Linked DNA regions of Homo sapiens: region 1 is linked to region 2. A link is a loop called in an ENCODE intact Hi-C map of the cell type or tissue named here. Cell type or tissue: heart right ventricle. All regions are shown on one strand. Each heading gives the region's core, and the rest is flanking DNA. Links, peaks and the distances in the headings are about the cores only.

The links. A loop is a pair of places that touch in the nucleus more often than their neighbours do. Peaks named below come from ENCODE experiments on the same cell type or tissue, not always from the same donor. Only the 100,000 strongest peaks of a DNase experiment are listed, where the experiment ranks them.
Region 1: it touches region 2 in a loop (2.0-fold over the local background); 11 of 110 quality-filtered maps call a loop at or near these places.

What each region holds. Positions count from the first base shown.
Region 1 is chr1:44,233,408-44,244,036 of GRCh38, reverse strand. The region is part of intron 8 of ERI3 (ERI1 exoribonuclease family member 3); the gene reads left to right. It overlaps ERI3-IT1 (ERI3 intronic transcript 1), which reads left to right. Exons shown (of 4, transcript NR_110056.1): 2 at 1,957-2,122. Among named protein-coding and RNA genes, the nearest start is that of ERI3-IT1, 5.6 kb to the left of the region's middle. RefSeq lists enhancers at 2,693-3,321, 3,322-3,950, 5,361-6,004. In heart right ventricle, for the core only: CTCF peaks have their summits at 4,355 (motif pointing right) and 5,711 (motif pointing right); DNase peaks (open chromatin) are centred at 3,039 and 3,850; H3K27ac peaks cover 2,468 bases.
Region 2 is chr1:44,287,377-44,298,005 of GRCh38, reverse strand. All of the region lies in intron 6 of ERI3 (ERI1 exoribonuclease family member 3), which reads left to right. Among named protein-coding and RNA genes, the nearest start is that of SNORA110, 40 kb to the right of the region's middle. In heart right ventricle, for the core only: CTCF peaks have their summits at 3,102 (motif pointing right) and 4,140 (motif pointing right); DNase peaks (open chromatin) are centred at 3,139 and 4,085; H3K27ac peaks cover 1,195 bases.

The sequences.
Region 1 (10,629 bases), core at 913-8,912, 54 kb after region 2:
GTCTTAATGAAGGCAGGCATCATCATTCCCATTTTATAGATGAAGAAACTGAGTCTCAGTGAAGTGAACTGCCTAAGGTCACATAGCCAGTTGGTTGAGGAGCCAGGATTCAAACCCAAGCCCATCTGAGTGCAGAGCCTGTGTTGTTATCACTGTGGAACTATGAAGCACCCTTTTGGTGTTGGGCTTTGCGCTACCAATAGAGACGATGTGGAAGAAAACAAGCTCGCTTCCCTCATTTCCCTCAGCGTCAAGTGAAACACGCAGGCCTGAACAGACCTTCGGTAGCAGCAGCTGAGGAAGAAAGCAAAGGCAGCATCACCACTCCCTCTCTGCTGCTACAGTCACCCTGAGCCAGGGACCTGCAATTGTTGGCATCTGACCTCCTTCTGGCCCTGACGGTTCTTTGTGATTTCAGTTCTCTACCTCATGGCCCAGGAAAGTTCTGCTAATCTTCCAGGGGCCACCTCCTCTGGGAGTCTCGCCTGGCCCTCCCAGTATGAGTGTTCAAAACACACACTTGGGCCCTATTATAATTTGTCAGAGGTAATGATCTGGCCCTACGCACTTGGGTTCTCTAAGGGCAGGGCCTGGACCTCCTTCCCTTCTTTTTTGGAAATCTGCACAGGAAATGTCAGTAAAATCTCACCTGCTATTGTAACTTGGAGGCCTCACAGACTACTGCTGGTTTCAGCTGGCTAGGAGAGTAACTGGAACCTTCCCTGATGCCCGGCTGGGTGGTCCTGCCTAGGAGCTTGTCCCCTCTGCTCTGGGATGGAGAAGGATCCCACTGAGGCTTGTGGTACAGGTGGCATGGCCAGAAACCAAGTGGACTCTCAAGAGCTTGCTACCCAGAACTGTTTGGCAAGAGAGCTGGGCTGGCAGGTGGCAGGGTGGGGGCCTGGGCCCCAGGGGGGCAGTGGGCTGGCCTGTGGTCTCCCCTGAAGGAGTGGGGTGTCTATCAAGAGTCCAGTCAGAACGCATTAGCTCTGTGACACAGATCTCATTAGTGCCCATGAGAGGTGTCACTGCGGGAGAATCGTCGGCTCAGGGAGACGCTTGTACCAAAAGGAAGAAAGGACAGTGACAGCCTTTTCTCTGCCGCCTCTGCCGCCACGCTCACTGGGCTGCCCGCCCTCCTCCTCGTTGAGGGGGGTGCGGGGGGTGCTGGCTAATGAGCTCGTCTGCAGTACAGCTTTGCCTTCCCTCCTTGAAGTTTCCCGGGTCCCTCTGAAGACCTCGGGCCCAGGATTAGCACACACCAAACGCCAGCCCCCGTCTTGCCCAGCAGGGAGTTCCTTCTGATCACCCTATTCCTGCTACCATAGGCAAGGAAAGGGGGTGGTACCAAGATAGAGCCACTGTGGCCTGGGGGAGGGGGCCTTGCACCTCTGGGAAGCCTCAAGCCCCTCTGCATCCCTTGACAGAGTGACCGTGTCCACCTCTCTGCAGAGGGTTCTTGCTTCCCAGAGCTGCAGTCTTCTCCTCCCATCCCCTTTCTCCATGACATCTAGCCTGGCAGTGTCCCCATTCCTGTGGGGGACCCCCACTCAAGGCAAGGAAGAATGTGAGGACCTTGGCTGAGGGTTTAGGAGGTAGCATTTAGATCTGATAGGATGTGGGACTTTCTGGCTCAACTAGAGAGCCTCAGAATCAGTGAGATTCATGAAGTCTTCTGGGCTTCAGATGACCTGAGTGGTGATGCATTGATGTGAGGCCTCTACAGACCTTGATGTCCTTCCAGAGAGGTACCTTGCCTGCTTCCCCCAGCTTTGGCCACCTTCAGGGCTGGGAGGGGAGGAGTCAGCCCAGCTGCCTTGTGGGGAAGGGCAGAGCACAGTACTACTGTACACTACTGCCCCCTCCCATCCAGTTCTTTCTGGTGTGGCCCTAAGAAAGTGAGAAGCTAGGGAGATGGATGGTCATGAGAAGGGTTAACTCTCCCATCATTGACAGGGTCTGCACTGGCCTGCCTGGATAGTGCCTGGGGAGAGGGTGCTGGCTCCTTCCTTCCTGAGCTGACCCCCTTGGAGCCCCAGAGACATCTGAGGAATTGGTTCTTGCCAGACACCAGACTGTTCTTCAGTAGCAACCATAGATGGAAGAATGGCTAGATGGATGGGTGAGTTGATGGACTAGATGGGTGGGTGAGTTGATGGACAGATGGATGGAAGAAGGTTCTCCTGTATGTATGTATGTATGTATGTATGTATGTATGTATGTATGTATGTGTTATGTGTGTTTGATTCTTTAGGAAGTACAATCTTTGTTTCCCCACCTTCCTAGCCCCAGGCCCCGGCCTCGCCTCCCCTTGTCTCTCTCTGTATCTCCTGTCAAACCATCGCAGACTTAAATGACAAAGAAATCAGAAAGACAGATCAATGCCGGCCAAATTAGCACTTGCAGATAGACTCTGCGGGGATGTCAGCGCCCTGACCCCTGGTGATCTTGCAGCCTCCACTGCTGATATTATGCAAATTGCATCCATCTGGCAGGACCCGCGTGCTGGCTGCTCCTACTCAGAGGAGTAATGGGCTGGGGGTGGGTGGGAGTGTTAGAGCAAGAGTCAGTGAAGTGTGTGCATGTGTGTGCATGTGTGAGCATGTGTTTGAGTGTGTGTGAGGGCGTGCGGTGCCCACCAAGCACTGGGCGGTGATTGAGTGATTGACAGGGCAGATAAGGGACTGCATTGGATTCCTGTGGGCTGGGGGATTAGGAGCAGCCACAGATGGGAGATAACCGGACTTCATTTCAGTTTATTTTCCTCCTTATCCCCTCTCCCCACCTTCACTCCCTGAAAACACAATATCTGTAGTTTGTGTTTTCATCAATATTTGCAAGTCATTACCACTGGTTTAAGGTGAGAGACAATGTCAGGGCCCAGACCAGGCCAGCCCCTCCCCCAGTTCCTGGTACCCTGAGAATCAATCCCTAGAGTGGCACAGACAGCCTTCACTCCAGTGGCATTCACAGCAGCCCCTCCTTTCAGGCCCACAGTACTCATGGGACAATCCACACTTCATGGGCCAGCCCTGCTGACCTACCCCATCTGACCTAATGCCAACTGACATTCCTTAAGCTGGGCCCTGCCCTTCCACCTGCAGCTACTGTGGGACATCCCTCCCTATGCTTTGGCTCCAGCATAGGTGCTCTGTCCTCAGTATTAGCTGTGCCCCCTGGGGCTGCCCCTACCCTTCTGCAGGGTTCTGGACCCTTCCTCTTAGCTCCTCCCATCCTGGACACTACTGACCAGGCCTAGGCCCCACTGGGCAAAGTGGGGCCTGTGGCCTGCAGAGAGGGGAATTTGTTTGGTCTGGTCTGAATCACACCAGTGTCATTCTACATTTGCTGAGGGCCAGGTATTAGTACAGAGGGCTTTATATCTGTTCTCTCATTGAATTCTCAAACCCCGTGATAAGGGCTGTCATCTCTACTGGATGTGAGGAAACTGAGGGTCCAGAAGGTTGTCATGACCGATTGCTGCTCAGCAAGGAAGTGAGAGAGCAGGAATTTGAACATATCTCTCCTAGTCTAGGGTTGGAGTTCTTCACCACCACGAGTACTGCTTTCCTTCCATTCCACCAGCTGCAGACACGCGACATGTCACCACGCCTGGATCCATTTAAGAGAGCCATCCTTGTACCGTAGGCAGAGAAGTTCATTCAGCTACTAGCCTGTGAACACAGACCCTGACTCAAACCTCCTACTAGGCTAAACCAGCCCAAGCCAGGCTGAACCAGGCCAAAGGGGACTGGAATCAAATAGGCCCTGCTCTCAGGAGCTGTGTGTCTGAGACAGTTGGGCTGTAGCAAGAAGGACACACAGAGGACAGAATGTACCCAGCAGCTGAGCCAGCGCAGAAGTGTGTCCCAGCACACGGCCTCTAGGCCCATGTAGCTCAAGGAGGGGCTGGTGTAGCCCAAGCCAGCCTGCTGTGGTGGCTGAGGGTATAGCTGTCCCAGAGGCCCCTCCAAAACTGGGTCCCTGCTGTACCCTCCCACCAGGCAGGGCTGGGAGCTGGGAGTGCTGGAGACATGTCCAGGGACACGTGTGCAAGGGGAGCTTGTCCTAATGAGGAGAACATGGCTGCTAGTTAGGCAAGGGGCGGGCGGGGAGCCGCAGAGCTGATTGAAGGCAGGGGCAGGGGTCAGACAATTAGGCCCAGATCCTGCCGTTTGATGTGAGTTCTGAGGCCTCAAAGCCTCCCTTCAGCCGGCTCCCTCCACTCCCTCCTCTCCCTCCTCTCCCTCCTCTTTCCTTTCTTCTGCCCAAAGACAGGAAGGATGGAAACGCTTACACTCACTGTTACTATTATTAAACGCTGTGGCAGGCCAGCCAGACCCCAGGATTCCTGCCCACAGGGGGCACCCCAGGCCCCCAGGAGGTTCCTTGGGCCCCAGAGGGAACATCTGGCAAGAGGCCAAGGCCAGGCCAGCTGAGCCCCAGGGCAGGGTAACCCTGCCCCTCTTGCTTCTGAGGCAGGAGAGTGAATGGGGCCTCCCAGCAGGAATTTGGGCTCTGGACTCTGGGCTCTAGGGGCCATATCCCAGGCCTGCATTAACCATCACCTCCTGCAGCCGCTTAGTTCTTTTCTATCCTGGCCTGGGGCTGAGGGTTGAGGGTGTGATTCATTCACACTCATATCCCATCACACAGTGATCTGCAGCAGTCACATCAAGACCTTTTGCCACAAGATGGAGATAATGCAGAGTCTTGCAGCCCCACAGCAGTGTCACACACCCCAAAGCAGACCCCCACACCAGATATCATAGCCACACATACCATCACAGGCCATACCCACAGGGTCTTGCACATAAGCACCTACTGTCCCCTGCCACAGGGCCCTGAGTTCTTAAGCCCCTCTCCCAGAATAGCTAAGAATAGCAGTTAGATCTTATGTCCAGGGCTGGGGGTTACCAGGCCCCTTCCAGTCTCCCACCCTAGGAAATAAGCCTAGAGAGTTGGTAGTGACCAGGGAGTGGGAGGAAGCTGGATTGGGGGGGGGAGGGGGCAGCAGTGGGGAGAGGGAGGGTGGGAGCAGAGATAAATGTTAGCTCATTTCTTCCGTAATTAGTTACTCCCTCATCCCCGCGTTGTAATTGTGAACAAGCTGTAATGTTTAATTAGTCTGTAAATGAAACCCCAATTTCATAATGGCCTGGCTGACAGGGCTAAGTGAGCAGGGGAGGAGGAGGAGGGGACTCTTCCTCCCCTCCTCCTGCAGGGTAGATGCAGGCTGTGGGATCACTTCCTTTTCCTTTCAGCCCCAGTCTGGCCTCTGTGGGGGGAGGCTATGTGATGGGGTTCAGTCCTATACTCTCGCTGTGAATATCCCTTCCATGGGCCCATCTTACCAGAGGAAGGGGAGAGGAGGCTCTCAGGCATCCTTCCTGCCTCCCCGTCACTCTTGGGTTGGGATAGGACAGTCAGCCCAACCCAGATGCTTCTGGTGGGAGAAGCTGACTCCGGTGGCCAGGCCTTGTGATCTCCGCAACGATGATGCTTCTTCCCTAAAGGCCTTTGCTTGGAACCTGGCACCTCAAGATCTGGCCCTATACACCGAAAGGAGCCGGTGATTGGTTTAGGCCCCTCCCCGACCTGTCCCGTCCCACTGCTAGGCGGGATCTAGCCCTGCGCTGACACCCAGGCCGGCCCTTACTCTCCGCAGGGATTATCACTGCAGCCTGCGATAAACCGGAGCTGCCGCAGGGGGGAGCCCCTGGCCCCGCGGCTGCCTCATTGGTCTCTCCCTGTCTCCCCCACAACATCCTCATTGCCTGCACACGCCCCCGCCCCGCCTGCCGCAGCCATAAATCTCAATTTACGAGGGTGGCTCTGGTGGGGGAGGGAGGCAGCACCGCTAATGATGGCTCCTCAGCTGGATTTTTCATGGTGCACAGTCATAAATTTTTAAGAACAGCATGGGCAGCACGTTAGCGAGTTATCGAGGCTGCCTCCGTGCTGGCTGCCTGGCTCCAAGAGAGAAGAGCAGAGGCCGCGTAGGGCCGAGGAGGTATTCTGGGGCAGGGGTGAGGCAGGGCACCCAGAGGAGTCTAAGGCCAGGGTAAGAGGGCCAAGCAGACGGGCTAGGGCTACAGTGAGCCTGTGCACAGGACAAGGTAGTGCTGCCGGCCGCCGGGAGCCAAGGCCAGGCACGTGGGTGGGATCAGGCACGTGGGCATGCAGACCGTGGCCTTCGGGAGCCCCTGATGGATGCCTCTGCTCCAAGACTTGACACCATGATGTACAGGGAGCCTGGAGACGTATGGATTTTCAAAGTGGCCACTTTGAATAGAAATACAAACCCTGAGCATGTGCACAGTGAGGCCTCTGCCCTGGCAGAGCTGCACCTAGTTCATAAACCAGGTGCCTTTTAGGATTGTTCTAGAGAGCTAGGGTGCCTGGGGAAATGCCCACAGAGGGAGCATATCTTGATATGCTGGAGCCTGGAGCTGGGCTGACCTCATTCAGTTTAAGGCTCATGCCTTCAAGGTTGAGTGGTACTAGGTAAGTCATTCACTATGGGATGTTTCTTCCTCTTGAAAATGGGGTTGATGCTGGCCTCTAACTGTCAGGCTCACTGGAAGCAAGAACTGTAAAATCTTTGGCCCATATTTGCTCCTTCATCTATTTAAATTTCTAGAAAAGTTTCTGAGTGAAGTGTCTGGGAAAGAGATCATTGTGGGAGATGATGGAGCCTTCCCTGTGTTTAGTCATTCATTCAGAAAATGTTTGCTGAGGTCTTCTGGGTGCCCAGGCCAATACCAGGGCTTCAGAGGTGAGAGATGCTCCTTTGTGGGAGGTGAAGTGAGCACTTTTGGCTGAGGCACGTCAATGTTGCCAGCCGTGTTCCTGGTTCTACCATAGGGTTGAGGTGCCAGATCCAGCCCTGTTCTTCCATGGAAGCACCTAAGCCTTCAGGATGCTGAGAAGCTCACGCAGGTCTTCTCACAAGTCCCCGGGCCAGGCGCTCCCCTGAGTCCCCTGACCAGCCCATTTGAGGGTTAATGCCCTTGACTACCTCAAGGGTGGGCAAGAAGAGCAAGTAGGACTCCTGGAGTCCCTGGAGGAGGTGGGCCTAGCACGAGGGACAGCCTTAGAAGGCCACAAGCACAAGATCAAGAAATCACCAGTTGCTCAAGTTGGCAGAGGTAGTGGGAGTGCATGTTTTGGAGGTGGTGAGTGAAAATCCTGTGTTCAGGAGGGCTCCATGGTGACCCATCAGGACAGCTTGATCATTTTGGCGGAAGAGTGTCCCCACTCTGAGCCTTGTCAGCTTAGGGGGAGTCCCTGTCTACTTGGGCACAGACTCACAGCCTCTGTCCTCTGCTGCCCTCTCCTGCCCCCCTTAAGCCACTCTCCTCCTGCTCCCCACACTCCACGCCCTTCCCTCATCTCTTGGAACCTGCCACACCTTCTTTTACCTTATTGCCTTCCCATGTGGCTTTATTTTCCCCCAGAGCCCCATATTTCCACCCCACAACCTAATTAACTCTTCCTCATCCCTCAGAGCTCAGCTTAAAGTTTGCTTCCTCAGGAATGCTTTCCCTGACTCCTAGACTTGATCAAGTCCCCCTTTCCCCGTGTACTTTTTCTCAGCACCCTGCTCTCCCCATTTGTAGCATTTAATCACAGTTGTAATTAAGAAATTATTTGTTTGAAAGTTGTTTAATGCCTGTCTCCCTCACTAGATTGTAAGTTCCCTGAAGGCAAGAAATGTCTGTTTCATTTGGCTTATATCCCCAAAGCATAGCACAGTGTCTGACACGTATAGGCAGATAGTAAATAAAATGTGCTGTTTGAATTGAGTTAAATTGAGTTGAGATGGCCCTGGCCCACCCCTGGGTGCCAGGGCAGGGGGAGGCAGCTAGGGAAGTGCCTGGAGCTGAGGTGGTTCCCATTAGTCCTCATGATTAATTCACAGCCACACTGTGATAGAGTGGGCTTGTCCCCAGTCAGTGCCTCCACTGGGGCCCACCTGTTAGCGACAAACAAACAAAGGGGATAAATAATGCATTGGGAGCTGAGCCAGGCAAGGCGGCGGTATTGAAATTAATAGGGATTAGCTGAGCAGCTTGAGGATGAAATATTTACCAGGTGGGACACGGCTTAGGGAGGGCATCCCCCCTTCCCAGAGTCCCTAGGCATAGCTAGGCCTTTCTCCAGGGCATCACTGGCTAGGACTGGGGCGCCCCAGCACCACCACTGCCACCCTTGACTGCCTGGGTTTGCAGGACAGGCTGGCCAGACAGATGAGAGCTCAGGTCCTAGCCAGTCTCCTGGCACAGTGAAGTCCTGGGGAAACCAAGATGCTAGAAGGGAACGGAGGTGGGGAAGGGCCTGAAACCTTCAGGGCTTTGGAAGCTGGAGACAAAGACCATGACAGGGTTTCAGGGCCTGGGCATGTCAAGGCTTTGGGTGGCAAATGTCAGGGCTGGAGTAGGTTTGCGTGTGATCTTGCCCCTCTTTCTTTTCCTCTAGTCCTTCCTTCCTTCTTTTCAGTATGTATTTCTTGAGTGTCTCTGTGGATAACACCTGTGCCCTCAAAGAGTTCATGGTCTAGCAGGAGGTGAAGGAGAGGCAGTTACGATAGGCGGAGAATTGGCTGCTGTGGGAGCACACAGAAGAGGTTCCTAACACAAAGGCGGGATGGGGGGAAGGCACCTAGAGGAAGCACTAGCAAGCCTGGGTCCTGAGAGGTGAAGGCAATGAGCCAGGTGAGAAGTGAGGACTTGAAAACTCAAGGTGCAAATGAGCCTGAATTTGGCTGTACAACAGGGGAGTGGGACTGATGAGACCAGAGATGTAAACAGGTCCAGAACTCAGACTTTTATAAAGGGGTTTGGATGCATTGGGAGCTGAGTCAGGCAAGGTGGCAATATTGAACTTAATGGGGATTAGCTGAGCAGTCCTGAGAGCAGTGAGGAGCCACTGGAAGTGGTGCTGGTGGTGGTGGTTTTAATTTTTGACTCTTAAACTTTTTACTTTGAATTAATTTTACATTTGTAGGAAAGTTTCTATGTATCCCTTACCCAGCTTTCCCTCATGTTAACATCTTACATAATCACAATACAGTTATCAGTACCAGAAAATTAACATTGGTACTGTGCTACATTAAAGGGCCTCTTAGGCCGGGTATGGTGGCACACGCGTGTAATCCCAGCTACTTGGGAGGCTGAGGCACGGGAATCGGCTGAACCTGGGAGGCGGAGATGCAGTGAGCTGAGATCACGCCACTGCACTCCAGCCTGGGCAACAGAAAGAAACCCTGTCTCAAAAGCCTTATTTTAATTTCACCAGTGTTTCCATTAATGTTCTTTTTCTGCTCCAGGTTCATTGAAGGGTTTGTTGTTGTTATTGTTGCTGTTGCTGTTTTTTGAGACAGAGTCTCATTCTGTTGCCCCGGCTAGAGTGCAGTGATGTGATCTCGGCTCACTGCAACCTCCGCCTCCTGTTTTCAAGTGATTGTTCTGCCTCAGCCTCCCGAGTAGCTGGGATTACAGGTGCCACCACGCCCAGCTAATTTTTTGTATTTTTAGTAGAGATGGGGTTTCGCCATGTTGGCCAGGCTGGTCTCGAAATCCTGACCTCGTGATTTGCCCACCTCAGCCTCCCAAAGTGCTGGGATTATAGCGTGAGCCACCACGCCCAGCCCGGGTTTTAAGACAGGGAGTGAAATGACCAGATTGGTGGTTTAAAAGGACACCATGGAAGAAAGATTGGCAGGGGCACTGCCGTTACCTAGATGGGAGATGATGGTGGCCTGGACCAGGATGTTGGTAATGGGAACATGGGCTTAGAAATTATTGAAAAATATATGGTAATTAAAGCTCCTAGAAATTATTGGAAAATATATGGTAATTAAAGCTCCAGGAGGGGATAAGTTTGCCCACGGAGAGAGAGTGAGAAGGGAAGAGACCAATGACAGTTCTGAGCAACATCCATATCTAAGAGGTGATCAAAAGAAAGGGAGTGTTCAAAGGAACCAAGGAGAATTGCATGAAAAGTGAGAGTGGGTCACTGAAGCCTAGGGAAGAGAGCTTCAAGGAGTGGATTGTTCACCAATTGTCTATCAATCAAAACCTGAAAAGCTTCATCCTCATGAGTCATAGGGATCATTAGAGAAAGCAGTGTTGGTAGAGCAGTGATCAGATCGCAAGGTGGGAGATGAGGAAATAAGATCTTGAGTGTAAACAACTCTGAAGTTTGCCTCTAAAAGGGAGGAGAGATTGGGTACTAGCCAATGGAAAAGGGAGTTAAAGGGAGACTTGTTTACTCCCAAGATGGGAGAGAATTAATATATTTACATGCTTATGTGAAGGAACCAATGCAGAAGAAAAAAGTGAAGCTGTATCAGTGGAAATAGGAGTACTCAATAATGTGTGGACCCTGAAAAGGCCTGGATTCTGGGTTGGACCCTACCCAGCTGGAGTGGAGGGATGGGCTTAGAAAGTGACATCAGGCAATTAGCTGGGCGTGGTGGCAAGAGCCTGTAGTCCCAGCTACTCTGGAGGCTAAGGCAGGAGAATCGCTTGAACCCGGGAGGCAGAGGTTGCAGTGAGCCGAGACCGTACCATTGCACTCCAGCCTGGACGACAGAGTGAGACTCCATCTCAAAAAAAAAAAAAA
Region 2 (10,629 bases), core at 881-8,880:
CAAAGCCCTTGCCACCTTGGCAGGACTTCTCTAGGGCTTGTGGCCTTTTATCTTCCTTTTCTGCTGATATTGGTACGGGTGACATTAGCTGCTGTTGCTGCTGCTTGGCAGTGAAAGGGTTTCTCAATATTGGTGCTTCCCTTCCACTATCCTGGAGTCTGATTCCCTCTGTGAGAGGAGAGAATTAATCTCCAACTTTCCATGCCTGTAAGGTGAGTGACCTCTGTTTTGTCAGCGCTTGCCAATCTGTCCTCTAATTCCCAGCCAGGGTAATGGAGACATTACTTTGTGCTAAAGCAAACCACCAGTTCTCCTAGTGCAGATGCTATGCAGATCCAGGCACTGGGAAAGACAGGTCACATGCGGAGACAGCTCCATAAGTGTCTCTTCACAGATGCAGAGGCACATGAAGGCTACAGGGGTGTTGGCACCTGAGCCACTATGCTCCTGAACTGGGGCTGGCAGATTCAAGAGGCAAAGATGCCCTGCCATCATATTCTTCTTATTCCCCAGCCATGCCAATAGGGTGGCTGCTTCTGCTTGGTCTGAATTAGGTTTCTTTGGTCGGGTTCCTAAGAGCACATGAGAGGCTGTGAACACCCCAGTGAAGATGATGAGTCAGGGAGCAGAGGTCTTAGGAGTTGAAGGCTGGGGAACTCAAGGCTTCACCTGGCATAGTGGCCCATGCCTGAATGATTTGTGGACTCTGGGGGCTTAGCTTTGTAGGGCTTTGGGAAGGGCAACTATGAGTGGGTGGGATAAATTCTCAGTGTCCCTGGCTAAAGGGTGACACAACTCAGACTTGATAGTTCTGTAAAACTGTTTCTTCCAAAGCTTGCGAGGATGTTGGTTTGGGGAAGAAAGCCAGCCAGCCCAGAGAATCCCGGGAGCCTGACAGGCCTTTTTCTCTGCGATTTCTTTCTCGCAGGCAGCCCGAGGCAGCCTGTCTCTTTGTTAACAGAGTGACAGCAATGTGACACCATGGAAATAATTACTAACAAATCACGGTGCTGACTGCAAACAGCTCTCTGTCTTCAGAGGCATGTCAGGGTGCATTAGAGCAGGACTGGAGGAGCGGTGCATGTGGGGGCTGAGGCACAGCCTGCACTCAAACACTCTCTTCTTCCACCACCCTGACCCCTTTCTGCAATATCTGACTTTCTTGCTCTTGGCCTTTCCCAACTAGGTCAGCTAAGGGGCAAGCTGGACAAGTGGCATGTAGCTGGTTTGGCTTCCTCTGGGCAGGTAGCTAGGACTCCCATCTTTGCCAAGGAGCACCTAGGTAGTGATGAGAGCCAGGAGTTTTCCATTATGGGGCCCCTAAAAGGTGGAAGGATGCTCTATTTTTCTGATTTACTCTCTGCCATTGAGACCAGCTTCACCTGCCAGTAGTTTTGGGTTTTAGGGTTACAGAACATTTGCTTCAACTGGACCCAGATTGTGGAGGGAGCCTTGCATCTGTGTTGGCTCAGCTCTGGTTTCTTCTTCAATTGCCATAGTCAATTTTTGGTAAGTCGACATTGTCCATTCCCTCTTGGTTAGCAGAGTGATTGCTCTGACTGTCAGGACTGTAAATAATGTTCCTGGTGTATGTGGCTGGAGGCAGCGCGTGGGGTGGGGAAAGGAATGGAAGGAGGAGCAGCATTCTGGCTCCCTCGCTCGCCCCCTCCCCTCTCATACAATATTTATCCAGGGATGGGAGTCAGATGCAGCGACCTCAGGGGTCACCCAGTTAAATAGCTTCTGAACCTCCCTGCATTCTAATTGCTGCAGTTGTCCTTTGCTCTGGAGACTTCTCCTCCCCATTGTCTGCTGAGGCACACACTAATGGCTGTCCTCCCTGGCACTGCTGGGAGGCACGGTGGAGGGGGGTGGAGAAGAGAGCTCATTGCTACCTTCCTTTCCCCAGGGATAAAGGAATCTAGGGCCTATTAACAAGTGGCTTTAGCTAGGACGAGCACAGTCCCTTGCCTTCCTGGCCCCCTCCCTAAACCTAGCTGGAGAAGGAGGCCCACGCAGTAGGCTTGGTTGATGGGGCCAAGGGGCTTTACCCATTGTCAGTCCTATAGCCAGAATCATGGGACTAGTGATTCCTTTACAGGCTACAGGAAGCCAGGGGACAGACCCTTGAATGCTCAGCTGATGAACATCATCCTATGTTCCCATGGTCCCACACACAGGGTTTGGAAGCTTCTAATGAGTGATGTTTCCTGTTGAAATTTGTTGCATTTTTCCCAAAGATTGGCCAAATGCAAAAGTCTGTTTGGTCCCCTGAAAGTTGATTTAGATGATTGCTCGTGGTAGCAGATGTGTCCCATTCATTGATTTAAGAGTGTCATGTGCTATATATACATCTTCACGAGGACCTTTCAGTAAATATCAGTTACCCTCCACTGCAGCTCTTCTCTCCCAAGGAATCCTGTTGGAAATTGCCATTGAAGGTGCTGACCCCAGCATATCCCGGAAGTGCTGGCATTCCGGTAGTAGCCTAAAGTCAGCACCTGTTGAGAGCTGCTCTGGGCCCTGTAAGTACTGTGCTGGGGACTATGGGGACTGCCAAGTGATCAGGACAGAAAGACCAGCACACATATACCTAACTATAGGGTAAGTAAGGTAGAGTATGAAAACACTACAATGAAGGCACAACACAAATGCTGTGAGAATCCAGAGGAGCACTGTAGAGAGATGGAATGGTAGTATTTTTTTTAGTACTAAACTTTTTTTTCTTTTGAACAGAATTTTAAAGCCCAATGTGAATCTGGTTGAAGATGGGGAAAAGCCCTGCCCATTCTTCCTCTCCCATTCTTCCTCCTTTTCCCCCAGTCCATGAAGTAGCCTGATGTTCCTCCTTAGAACCCTAGAACTCCATGGAGCACACTTTAAAAATCACTAGCCTATTCTAATGCCCGCCCAGAAGTCTTACTCTGTATAGGACAAGTGCTTATACCTCTTGAAGGTGTCAGGGGAGCTGGAATCAGGGCAGAGGAGACCAGCTAGAAGGTTAAGGGTACAGCTGTGTCTTGAGTACCTATATGAGAGCGGAGGTCAGACTGCAACCCAGATCCTGAACGCTAGGAGGATGCCTCTCTGCGGAGCCTCCAGAGGGCATCATAGGCCACACAACGGCAGTTCAGGCATAGGGTCAAGATGGCCACAGGCCAGGGGAAGACTGTAGTGGGATGAGTGAGTTATCTTGGAGACAGCTCAATCTGCTAAGGAGCTCCTGGTTTCCCTGGCCAAAAAGAGAATAGCTCATTAGCTGAGGCACTGACCACAGTGTCTTGGAAACCTCCCATCACTTGCTCAGCCTCCTCTCCATAGCCACTCCCTACTGGGGCTTCTGCCATTCCATCTAGGAAAGAGAGCTCTGGCCAGGCCCTGGTGGCAGCTCCAGCACTTCTACAGTCATGACAGATGGGGCACTGTGCCTTTCCCTGATGAGTTGCCATGGAAAGGACACCGGAGAGGCACTTGTCTTATTATTTCCCTAGAGAGGGGCTGGGGAGATACAAGTTACAGAATTTTAAGGACTATTTGTGGCACTGGGGAGGTGCTTGTCATATGGTTCCACAGCGTGTTTGTGGCACTTGTATGCTTCATATGGTCTCCATAGGGAAGAAATGAGAGACAGTTGGCAGATAGGATAAAGAGCCATGGATCAGGGAGGCGCTATATGCATATACAGTGTCTTTTGGAGACTTTGAGCAACTTTGGCACTAGGGATTTGAGCAACATGGCACCAGCAGCCTGGACCATGGAGCATCCCTCTGCACTGCCTGTGTTCTGGTTTCTGTTGGGAACTCTCCAGAGTAGCATGTCTGGGAACACTTCCAGCTGTGCCGCCAGACCCAGACGCAGGTGACGGCCTTTCATCTGTACTATAGGGAAACCAAGAGGAAATTAAATGTCATTTGCCCCCTGCACAGCAGGTCGCTGCCAGATCAGACACTCCTGCTCAGAGCTGTGCAGAGGGCACCCGTGGGAGGGCTTATGCCTGCAGCCATGTCCTGTGAGCTGTGGAGACTCCCAGGTGATGGCCTGGCTCATTCCCAGGGCTTTCTCTGCCCGGCTGGGTTCACCCTGGCCTGGAGCCCAGCCCAGTGTTACATGGCAGCCGTGACCCGTGCCAGGCCAGAGGTGCGTGTGTACCAGTAGGGGGAAGTGGAGGGGAAGGGCAGAGCCTGAGAGTAGAGGACACACAGGAGACAGTGAGGTGATCAGCCCTTCCTCAAAGAAGCTGTGTGGCATTGTGGAAAGAACAGGGCTTTTAGAATGAAGAGACCTAGTTTCGATTCCTGGCTTTACTGCTTTCTAGTTGTAGGGTCTTGGGAAAGTCACATTCCCACTCTCATCCTCCATTCCTTTATCTGTAAAATAATAAGGAGCTCTGGCTCCTGACATCTGTGGGGGAAATGTAGCTTCCTGTTAGGACTGGTGCCAGAGTTTCTTACCCCACCTCGCCTGGATCTGGAAGCATGACCTGTAACCCCTTGCCGTGGGGCCTCACTGTGAAGTGAGTGAGCTGAAGTTGGTTGAGGTGGGGTGGGTGGTAAGTCTGGCCAGGAAGGCACAGCTGGTCATCTCTCCCTGCCTCAGGCCTTTCCTTCTTATCCTAGTCCTCTCAACAAGGCATCCCAAGACCTTGATGAGATGTGGAAGGGTAATGGTGGCAAGACAAAGTGAGAGGCTTGCCGAGGTCACCCGGCCTCACCTTGGGGCTCAGCCAGCTCCCTCCAGCATCATGCTTGCACTCTCCTCCCTGTTTGAGAGGACAGCGGGGCTTGCCCCACCCCTTTCTGCCATTGAAGTCCTGGTGGTAGGCCATAGTTCTCAGCTCCGCCATGACATTTATTAACAGGGCTTTGGGAAAATATGTTTTAATACTGCCAGAGTTCTCCCTAGAAAACCCTCCAGCCCCCAGCTCACCCCCATCTGAAGCCTGGCTGTTGGTGGTGAAATTCATTAGTGTTCCCTGACAGGCAGTGGCGACAGAGGCGCTCGCTGTCGGCTTCCCGCTCCCTTGCTCTCGTGCTCCTGCTTCACGCACACTGATATTTAAAGCTGATGGGCTGCTTATAGACTTCTTGTACCATGACAAGTTTGGGGAGGGGGTTGGGGAGGAAGAGACAGACAAGGAGCCAGCTGTCATGCTGGTATTTCAAACAGTACTCTCTCCTGACCCTTTGCAGGCTCCAGCAAGTGTATCATCTTTCTGAAGCCTGTGGTTGGAATTGTAACCTGCAGCCGTCCCAGAGGAAGGGGGCAAGTGTGGGGGCAAAGTGGGCTGATAAGTCAGCAGTGCATTCCCCCCAGGGCTGTGGGCAGGCAGAGGAGAATGGAGGGACCGCACGTGTGCATGCACGCACACTTGCTTGAGCCTGGGGAATTGCAGCTGAGTCTCTGAGTGCCCTTGACATTGCCCTCCCACCAGCAGAAGTGAGATGGCCACTTCTCAGTAGTCACTCCTGCAGTGACCATTCTGTGTCTGCTATGGTTATCTTCTGAGTGGGCCTGGAAGCTCTCTCAAGAGAGAAATCAGGTTCCACTAGCCTCTGTCTGAGGGTCCTGGGTCTCAGTGATACTCCTGAATATAAAGTGGTCGGTTGAGGTAGAAAGCTCTCTCATTTTGTGTCTGGCCTGGGGTCTTGGCTTTTGTTCCTTGGTATTTGTGTGCTGATTCTTTGGATTTGGAGAATGAGTCCCAAGGTGCTTCCTCTATTCATATCTCCTTCCCTCAGCCCAAGCTTCTTGGAATTTGTTTTGCAGCTGTGGAGTGGTTCTGGAACTTTCCCTTTTCCTGTCACCCCCAGCAAGCCTTCTCCAGTATCCTTTTCCTGACCAAGGCACTGTCTTGTCAATGCAGGTGGCCTGGAAGCATCTCCAAAGGCCATTACAGGTTTGGTCTCAATCGATCTCCTTATAGCCAGAATCCCTTCTATGAGGCCTTATTTGTAAAGCATGTTACCCTTGGTTGGCTCCTTTAACCCTCACAGAGCAGGGCATGGAGGTGAAGTCACTTACCCCAGGACACATGGTCATTTGACCAAGTTATCTTAGTGTAGTGGAGCTGTGGTACTGGACAGGGGTTGAACCGCATGCCCCACCATCAGGGGACTTTGATGGGGAGAATGAGTCCCAAGGTGCCTTCTCCATCTGTAACTCCAGGTCCTGCAGTAGGCGAGGTCACTGGGGAAAAGGCCAGGCTCCTCTCCTCCTTGCTGTTTTGCCTTGTCAGTGCCATCAGTGCTGCCAATGGCATCCTCAGTTTCAGGCGCAGCAGTGTGGGACTCTCTGTCTGAGGGGTTATTCATAAAACAACCTGGACATCTTCTGTTGGAGGTGGAGCCAGCCTTTTTTCTGTGTAGGCTGAAGTGTATTCTTGAACTGTCAAGGACCAGCTTTGATGTGATCTCCTATAGTATCCCCAGCCCTCGCCAGCACTCTATCCTGTAGGCTTCTGCAGGGGTTTATGGCCAACCAAGGGTAACATGCTTTACAAATAAGGCCTCATAGAAGGGATTCTGGCTATAAGGAGATCGATTGAGACCAAACCTGCAATGGCCTTTGAGGATGCTTCCAGGCCACCTGGGCAGTGCTTTTCTCTTCCTGTTTTTGCTGATTCCTATCCCGACTAAAGGCACTGAGTGCTAGGCCTGCCATGCTGTGTCTTCTGACATGGTGGATCTTGCAGGTGAGATAGATACTAACCAGCTTTGATAAGTAGGAGGCTCATGCATTAATTTTTTATACATCAGCAGCGGCCAAGAGAGTGAATTCAATTATGAGTCTGCCTTCTCTCTACCCTCCTCCGCTCAATGTGGTAGTTCAGAGCTGAGACTAAGGAACCTGTTGAAATGAGAAACCCCTATTTCCTAGCTTGACCCCCTCACTAATTCGGGTTAAATTGCTACGCTGTTGCAGTGGTGACACATTGTGTCTGCCTCTGTTTGTATAAGAGGATGCAGTGGGGGAGGAAGGACCAATTTGTGCAGAGATAAAAGGTGTCACGGGCAGATAACTAACGTCCCAGCCTCGTGCCTGCTCTCATTGTTGCTCAATTTGCTCCATGTGTAAGCTCAGCCTTCCCCTCTTTCTTCCTTCCCTCCCCTTGGTCATATTTTACCTCGATGCCACAGTGTAATGATGCCCTGCGTAGTGGGGGAGGAGATAGGCACCTCTGGCTGACAGCCCTTCCTGATAACCAAATTCCAGCCCATCCATCACTAGCTACTCTCCTCAACTTGAGGAAAAGTGATCATGAAAGGCGGGCTGTTTATCACCCAGGGTCTGTTTATCTCCTCTGGGTGGGGGAATGGAAACAGGAGAGACAAAGAGCTGTGTCCCCAGCTAAGTGCTGCCTCGGCTGGAGTAGCCTGAACGTGCTGGATACCGACTCAAATCATGCTGCCCATGGAGGCTCTGACTAGATAGGGCTCCCTGACTGGGATCCAGTGGGAATGGGCCCTTTCCTGAGGCTCAAGACTTGGAGAGAAGCATAGGAAATCGTGGCAGTTATGAGCTGCAGGGCCGCTAGGGACAGCATTCTTTGAGAGTGTATTGGAATGAGCAAGTGTGGCAACTCTGCATGGAAGCAAGCCCACCCACCCCTCACAGGTGTCCCTGTGGCAGGATCTTCCAACTGGCTGGTTGGTTGGCTTCTACTGGCCCACTTCTCTCCAAGCCTGGGCCTTCTGTGCCTCCATGGTCCCATGATGACTTTGAAGAAGACAGAGCCTCTCCATACTCCCCCATTTCTGCATATCACATGGAATACAGTAGTTTGCTCCTGCAGGCGAACAGTATGTGCCTGTCCTGGAGCTGGTGGGCACCAGGACTGCCAGCCCACATCACTCCAAGATCCAGGTCCCACAGCCTTTCTTGAGAGGGAGAAAGGAGCCAAGGAGGCCTCCAGAGTCTGCTGGTCTCCCTCCTCTTCAAAGGTTTGAGTCTGCTAAAAGTGAGAATGACATGCATCTCCCTGAGTTGGGTCTGCCCCTAAGTCTTAAAGAGATGAAAGCATGAAAGCCAGAGTGTCCATCGCCTTTTCCAGTATGGTGCCTGCTCTTTTGCTGGTCCTGGCTGTTGGCCTGTCTGCCAGTCTGTCCGGCAGACCTCAATGGATGTGCAGCTTTCCTTGCCTCAGCCTAGCAGCTCTCCCCCACATCTGCCTCACCTAATCTTCAAAGCTGAGCTCCCGCTCACAAGGGCTTCACCGTGGCCATACCCATTAGCGAGGGGGGTGTTCCCCTAATGAGCTATCCCCTGCCTTGGCTGGCGCCGGGCTAGCCACACCTGTTTGCCATCAGGGCTGTCTCGGCCCAGCCAGTATGGCTCAGTTGCAGGTGGTAGGGCTGAATGAGGAGTGGGGTGGGGAAGGCTGGCTCCTTTTGCTTTGTCCTGTGTGCTTATAGGGGTGAGGGGCAGTTTCTTACACCCCTGTTTCCTCTATATTGTTCTCTTCTTTCTAAGTAGGGGGAATGCTCTTTGCTTTCTTTTCTGTTATTCAAAAGGAGTAATAAAGGAACTTGAGTATCTCATCTCATTTTCCCTGGATGGAATAGAGAGGAGCTAGTTAGGGTCTGAGGGTAGGGCTTGTTAATCTTTTCAGGTGACCCTGAGGGGCCAGTGTGGTAATAGCAGGATCATATGATAAATGCCAAGGGCGGACCCCCTTTCTGGCCTTAGACCCATAGTCTTTGGAAAGCAATCATGTCCCTTGGTTTAGAGCCCACAGGCAGGACTGGGGGACCCTTCCTTAAAGGGGCCTCTTGCATTCATGAAGCTGAAGGAAGTTTTGATTTGGTTGAAAAAAATCTCATTCCTTTTTATGGCCTGGACATAATTGGCTCTTTTCTATTGGCCATCAGTGATGTCATTCCGGCCCTCATAAAGAAGGGGAAATCACACCTGTGGACTCGGTGCATAAAATTTCATTGGGCAACAATAATAAGCATGACCAGATGATGTTTGGGCAGTTGGGGAGCTTTGTGCCCAGTGAATCCAGCTGCATGGAGACCTGGGCACCATAAACCTGCCTGCACGTTTGTGCCCGCAGGCTAGTCCAGGGCCCACTGCCAGTGGCTCTTTTCTTGGAATCACAATCTGGTAGGAATGTACAGCATTCAGACCCTTTGTGCCTGGGGAACTTTTTTTTTTTTTCTGAGAAATTGGTGGAACCATGTACCCACTGATACCCACCGACCTTAGGCTCCTAAGAACCTTGAACCCAGGTGTGACCTTGAGCAGTGACCACTATGCTACTTGCTTCTCTAAGGCCCAGGCTTTGCCTTCCCAGGGACTGTAAAGAGCCCTGAGTGTATCTATACAGCTTATGCCTGTGCAGTCAGAAGCTTTAGGTTCTGTTTCTGGTACTACCCTTGCCTTGTTGTATGATTGAGCAAATCCTTTTCTTCTCTGAGTCTCAGTTTCCTCTTTTGTGTAAGGGATGATGACCACTCTAACCCACCTTCCTCACAGATTTCCTGTCTTGATCCTCTCTAAGCTGGGGTAGGGTGTGTGGTAGAGATGTGTAACTGTCTTCCCATGAGGCACTTGCAAGCTCAAGTTCTGGCATTTGACCCTATGTCTCTCATGAAGATGGGGCTGGGCCCTGCTACATTTGTACAGCTTGTGTCTTGGAGTCACAGGGCTAGGATGACCCAGAGGACTACTCAGCAACCTGAATTCCTGCGAGTGAGTCTACAAACTGCATGTGTACCTGCAAGTGACTAGAGCCCCTGAGTGAGAATTATAGTGCCTAACCCCCATGTGCATCAGTCAGACATGGGATTCAGAATGGCACTCAGGACTGCTGCTGAGCCATATCTCAGGCTGAGTATCCAACCTGACTGTCTGGTCTGTCCTCAGTGTGGCCCCTCTGGGATAGGTCTTCCTCTGAGAAGAATAGGCATCATCCTACTGACCTAGACCCTTCCTAGGCAGTGGAAATGCCTACAGCTATGTCTACCCTTAAAATTCTGCTAAAGAGAGAGCCCATCCCTCTCCCAGGGCTAGCCAGAGCCAAAAGGACTCCTGGCCTGTGTCAACTAAAAGAATCAGAGAGTACTGCAGTTGGCTAGGGGAGAATAAGATCGAGGCTCCCTGCCTTTTGCTGGCCAGTCCCCCTGGCTTATTCCTTTGTAGATTCTGCTGCTTCTGGTGGCCCCCTTCACTCATAGACCTTAATGTGATTTTTCTAAAATAGCTGAGTTCAGCAAGCATTTCCACAAATATGAAGGATAAGGAACATGAAAGAAAGATTGAAGGAAATAGAATTATTGTCAGATTACAGCTCTGCTTCTTAGGCAACCACATTCTAGCTCCTAAGGCTACCTTTCATCCTTAAAAACCTTGCCTCATTTCCTCATGTTCTTGGTCCTTCATCCCACATGGGCACATCTATCTGGATACCCCTTCATCATGTTGGCCTCAGCCAGAATTTCCCTTCCAGGAAACTGACCAGTTGTAGTTAATGTCACTGTGCCACTTGGATGTTTGAGAGTAGCCTCTTATTCAGGTGAGATATCTTGGGTCTTATAAAAGTAAATCCTTACTATACACTGCCTGAAACAAAGGGATCAATTTTCTGTTACTATCTGTCAAATATTTGAAGGGTAATGGAGGGAAGGC